Regions from separate parts of the Mus musculus genome. Here region 2 is linked to region 1. Evidence: chromatin contacts called from ENCODE Hi-C or POLR2A ChIA-PET data. All regions are on one chromosome and are shown on one strand. Each heading gives the region's core, a stretch centred on a gene start or an enhancer-like site at or near the end of the contact. The rest is flanking DNA. Distances are from core to core; before and after follow the strand shown.

Region 1 (2,753 bases), core at 14-2,513:
TATCCCCTGGCTGAATCTGCCGGCTATCTTTTGAGAACCGTGACCCTAATTTTTTTCTTCCCACTGTCCCAGGGCCATTTACCGCAGGGACAGAGCCGGCTCTGACAAATTGTCATTTGTCCACCGCTTCCTCTTACAGGAATCCTCCACTTGCTTACCGTAACCCCTGGCCTCTGCTCTCAGGAAGAATCGTTTCTAATGCCCTGGTTTTCCAGACTCTTGGGACTAAAGCGCGCGCAGCATTGAGAAGCCTCGTGCTGAGCTTGCCACTGAAGCACAGTGGCTATCTGTCCAGTGGCTGTTCCAAATCTGCCCCTGTCGGGACTCCACCATTCTGCTGCCTCCCAGGGCGCACTCGGAGATAAAGCTGGGTGCAGAGTAAGCGCTCTAATACACGAGTGGCCAGGCCGTCTTTTGAAAGCACCTGCCTAGCTCGGTCTCCAGCGACCTCAGGCACAAGCTCCGGAAGGGACAAGAAACCCGGGAGGGGGAAGTGCGCCGAGCACCGCGCGCTCTTAAACTCTGAAACCCAAAGGGAACTGGGTTCGCCGCGGGTTGGAGATGTGGTCCCCGCCCGGGGAGCCAGAGTGCGCACAACAGTCCGACCCTCCCCTAAGCTCTACAGGCCTGCACCTGCTATCTCGCTTCACCTCTCCAGGGAGTTCGGGGACACCCTGCTCTGGGGATGGGGGCAATTTCCTGCCACTGCACTTAGTGTCGACCTCAGAAAAGATCTTAAGGGGTCAGAGCCGCAGCATGAGCTCCAGGCCACAACTTTCTACCCGGGGAAAAGGAGTGGGCTGGGGCGCCCGCCTGCGCTGCTTCTGGGGCAGCCCGCATATCTAAGCCCACCTTGTGGCTTGGGTGGCAAAAGGGGACAGGGAAGAGTCAGGGACCGGACCAGGCTGGCCACGGGCCACTGAGGGAAAACTTTGAGCTGGGTAGAGGGAAAGAGGACCACCAGCACCTTGCGCCCGCATCCTGTGCCAGTACCCGGCTCTTCGAGCCCCGCGCCCTGTGTCTTGCCTGTCTCCCGGACCATCTGCATCCGCTCTCGCCGCAGGGGTTGGAAAGTGGGGGCGCCGCTGCGGGGGTGGGGGTGCTCCAGCGTGCTTGGCCAGTGATCCGCGGGACCCGCTCGCTTGGGCCGGCCTGGGCGGCGACAGTGCGGTTGAGGGCGGGCGCCCCGCCCACCTGGCCCCTCCGCCCCGCCTCCCCGAGCTCTGCCTTTATCTGCCGATCCTTGACCAACCCACCCGCCACCCTGCAGTTCTCTCCCCACCCCTCTTCTCTTGCCTTTCTTTCCCTTCTCCCCCTCCCTCCCCTCTAGGGGGCGGAGCTTCTCCCCTCCCTTCAAGACAGACAATGCTGTGGCTTCGCGTCGCCTCCTCCCTTCATCTCTACCCCCCCCCTCCCCGCGTACCCCCACCCCACCTCGCGCGGGCTGCCAGCGTTTCTTCTCAGCAGGCCAGAGTGCATGAGGAGGAGGAGGCGGAGAGCGTGGGTGGAGGGAATAAGGTGCTGCCTCTCACCCCATCGCGCCTGCCCTCTCCAAGCCACGCCGAGATTTAGCCCAAGCTCTTCAGTTCGCCTGGCTCTGTGACAGTCACTCCCAGGGAGCAGCCCGCCTAGAGAATGCAGATTTCCTAGCAGAGGATGTGCAGTTGGTGGAGTTGGGTGGTGGTTCTTTCTAACACCCGGGTTTGTTCCCAAAAGGGTTTGAGTTGCCAAAGGGCTAAGTGGGCCCCTTCGACTCGGCAGGCCGGCAGACGTGACGGCAATGTGAAGGAAGTCAAGTTTCTTTGTCCATTCCTCACCTCCTCCTCCTCTCCATCCTTAGACCTCCGAGGAACTCTAGTGTATAGGAGGGAGCACCCAGCTACGGATTCTATACCCTCTAACCATAATTCTTCGTTTACATATGCCCGACCTTGCAGTTGGTCCCCAAACCAAAGGGGAAGGGAATCTAACGGTTAAAGAAAGGGCAGCCAAGCCTCCAAAGTGCATCCCATCTGCCTGGAAGCCAGATATTCTCTTTTAAACTCATTGTTTGGATCTTGGAATGTGTCTCCCATAGAAACAATGTTATAAACGGCTATCCGTTCCCAGACCAGCCAGCCTCAAATGTGCGGAGGCCAAAGCGCAGCTGCGGGGTGGTGCTGGAAATGTCCCACAACACTGAACAAGAAGGCTACTGATCGGCTTTTTCTACTGTGAAAGGGGAGGGGGGTGTTAGGGAGATAAATGCATCTAGTTCTTTCCCCTTGAGCTATAAACACAAACCGGGTCCATTAATTTCTTTCACTGGAGCCATTACTGTGTTTCAGGTAAGCTGCTTTCCTTCGCAGCCTTTCTCAAGCTAGATTTGCAGGGTGAGCTGAGGAACTCTCCAGGAAACCTTCTCCAAGGGAATCTTTCTTCTCTTCTAACCTGGCCTTCCGTGACCTCAGAAACAGGACAAAGGGCAGCCATGACTCCTAACAGCAGGGCTCTGGTTTTGCTATTGAAGAAGTCTGTGAGATGCTGCTAGAATTCTTCAGTTCTAGCCCAGCCTCTCAGGAGAGCCGCTCCCTGGCTCCCCTGGCTCGCGTTGAGTCAAATGGTCATCTTATAACCAATCATCTGGCTTCCTGCCAATGAGGGTACACTCCTAATGCCCGAAATACTGGTCCTTGACCCTGTTAAATCCAAACCGGGCAAGGCCTGATGACGTGCACACATAATTGCTCAGGAGGCTGAGACAAGAAGAGTGT
Region 2 (2,884 bases), core at 243-2,742, 220 kb after region 1:
TCTGTTCAATCTGCTACCGATGTTTCTGGCCTAATTTTCTAAAGTCCAATGTTCACATTTTCAACCCCTCCCTTACAGTACTGCCTACCCCTTAACTTTCCTCAGGAGCATAAATTCACATAACTTTTTTGTCTGCCATGAAAGGAGGAGGAGGAGGATAAGGAATGACACACACATCAGCATCGTGTCTACTTCTAGGTGTGGTACGGTTCTATGTACAAATTCTTATCCATGTGGGAAACGCCCTGGCTATCCATACCACACTAGACATCCACGGCCACCTGCCTCTCTGCTCCCATCCCAAGCATGAAACAAGTGAGTTTACATTCCACATCATGTAGCTCCTGAAAAAACGGATCTAAAAATCCGTTTTACTCAAACTATTCAAAGCAGACAGACATAATAAAAATCATAACTACTGAATTATTTGAGAGTAGGTAAAATTTAAAAGCAATGACGTTTAAATCTTAAAAGTTTGAAATTTAAGCTCAGTACTTCAGTAGGTTACTCTAATCCCAACTACTTGGGAAGAAAGGTGTGGATATACGAAGTTGGAGGCCAGTCTGGGCAACATAGGAAGACCAGACACTCTCCCCTACCATAAATGAAATGTGTGGATTCTTTATAAAGTCATACAATTATGTAAACAAAACAGACTATTTTATTTGCAATGGCATTTGAATTCTAAACGCAAAAAGTCCATCTTTAAGAAGAAAACTAAGTGGCCTTCACTGGTGTGATGTTTTGCACATAATCTCCACAATGGCATGTGATATTTTTTCGATCTTAATGAGCTGCCAGACACTGGTATTACAGTCGACCTTAAGTAACTAGCATGCAAAAAACTGGTGTCAAGTGTTTCTGCGTTTTGGTTAATTACATCCTAGTTCAGAAGTACTAAAAAGGAGCAACGGGAATCCATTTACATTTCTAAACCTTAGGTACTAGGTTTTTGATGTTGCCATCCCATAACATGTTTAATTCCTCATATCTAAAAGTTGAAGCTACCAATAAGCAGGATTTTCGAAGCATTAAACCATGCCTGATTTGTATTACAAGTTATAAAGTTATGTACTTTCCACTTATAAACTCGCACCAAAACAAAAACGTTGCAGCACGACAACGAAATGGGAAGATTTGTTTTTCTTAGCAAGGGATTCTAGAGTGGCGTTATCACATAGTAAATGACAACTTAAAAAACTATCAGCCCAAGTTTCTGCTACACTTTTTACCGGCCCCACCACGATTTCTGCCCACCCTCCCGGGCCCACAAGGACCTAAGCGTGGCGCTGTGGACAACCTCTCGTCGCCCTCCGCCGCCGCCAACGTGAACTAACTGTCTCCGGGAAGCAGCCTCGGTGGCAGGGCCAGGTCTCGCGGCTGGCTTCCGGGAGCGCGCGCCCGCCCCCTACCCGCGCTGCGCTCCCCGTTCTCCGTTAGGCGCGCTCGCAAGGCTCGCTCAACAGCCAAGCGGAAGGGGCGGTCTTAAGGACAGCCCAGCGGAAGTGACGTGGCGGATAGAGGCGCACCGGAAGTGCTGTCACCAGGAAATCGTGTCATCGAATCTTGCTTCCAGGGCACATGGCTGGAGGGCTTCATTGCTGTCTTGTTTTATGTTTGGTAGCGTTTCTTTACGTAGCGCAGGCTGTCCTGGAACTCAGGATGCTGATTAGGCTGGCCTCGAACATAAGGTTTGCCTGGGACAAATGGCGAATGCCACCATGCTCAACCGGGTAGCGGCTTGCTTTTGCCCTGGTGACCAGGACCTGCTACCTCCATAGGGTGGGCGGGCGCGTACTTAGGGTCTCACCCACCAGGATCGAGTTCACAGCAAAACTGTTGAGGTTCCAGTCCTGACCCCATGGCCACATCGGTGCACAGCAGAGTCCTGGGTATCCAGAGGGGTGGACAAGGGATACCCACCAGGAATCTTGCCCTGTCCTAAACACCCCTATGCTGACACTGGTCACCACTCACTAATTAGCGTTCTCACAGCCCCAAAATCTTGTTATTACTACCTGATTATTAAACACTACCCAGGTAAGTGTCCTACCTACCAGACACAGCTGAGTTCTAACATTCATCCTCATGAAAGTGACGTCTTGATAAAGCATTCCCACCACTCCAGAGTTCTCTGAGAGCAGTATTTGCAGGCTACTTCCTTCTGCACTTAATTGGCTCAAAGTATTGAACAGTTGTAGCTACTAGGCATGAGCTCTAACCAACAACCTCCCAGAACAAAGCTGTATTGTCTACATACTGTCAAACATGAAATACAAAGGAAAAATATCTTGGGGTCCACAGATAGAGCTTAGTATTTAAAGGCCTTCAAATGTGGCCTCCCGGAACAGAGCAAACAGGCTCTATACTAGCCATGGTTTGAGATCCTGCTGAAATATAGCAAGAACTGAAAATGGTTCCCCACACCAAACCAGGTTAACACACGCATGCTCACTCATACCTGCAAAAGACACACACACATAAAAACTGAGAGGGGAGGTAGGATAATTTGTCACCAAGCTTGAAGAACTTCATTCAACCCCTGGAAGCCAGGGTGCTGGGGTATACCAATTCCTATAAAATTGTCCTGACCCCCACATGAGCCTCACACATACACAATAAATATACTCAAATATTCTTTAGTTTTATGTAGCATATCATGATCAAAACCACAGGGCCTTTTTAACCCTTCTTGGATCAAGTAGCCACGAAGTTTGGGCCTTTGCTTCACTCAAGATGGACTGTATGTAGTCCTGGTTGGCCTAGGGAGAGATTTATCCACCCCACCCCCTGCACTGCCATTAAAGTTGTATTTTAAAAGAGCTACATCCCAAACAAGGCTACCAGAAAACTTTGCACAACGTAATTACATAAACTCAAGAGA

The links. A loop is a pair of places that touch in the nucleus more often than their neighbours do. ChIA-PET counts read pairs that join two places held with the same protein, here RNA polymerase II (POLR2A).
Region 2: a map of T-helper 2 cell shows a loop between it and region 1 (2.5-fold over the local background). The contact joins the promoter of Tmem230 here to the promoter of Rassf2 in region 1. A Hi-C loop is called at or near these places in 2 of 37 maps with a recorded cell type or tissue (T-helper 2 cell and regulatory T cell). POLR2A ChIA-PET finds 5 or more read pairs at or near these places in 1 of 5 experiments (embryonic stem cell).

What each region holds. Positions count from the first base shown.
Region 1 is chr2:132,028,725-132,031,477 of GRCm38, forward strand. Rassf2 (Ras association (RalGDS/AF-6) domain family member 2) reads right to left here and starts at 1,264. Exons shown (of 11, transcript NM_175445.4): 1 at 1,027-1,264. Gm31179 (a long non-coding RNA gene) reads left to right here and starts at 1,727. Exons shown (of 3, transcript XR_374996.3): 1 at 1,727-2,327.
Region 2 is chr2:132,246,296-132,249,179 of GRCm38, forward strand. It overlaps Tmem230 (transmembrane protein 230), which reads right to left and starts at 1,493. Exons shown (of 4, transcript NM_027478.3): 1 at 1,278-1,493.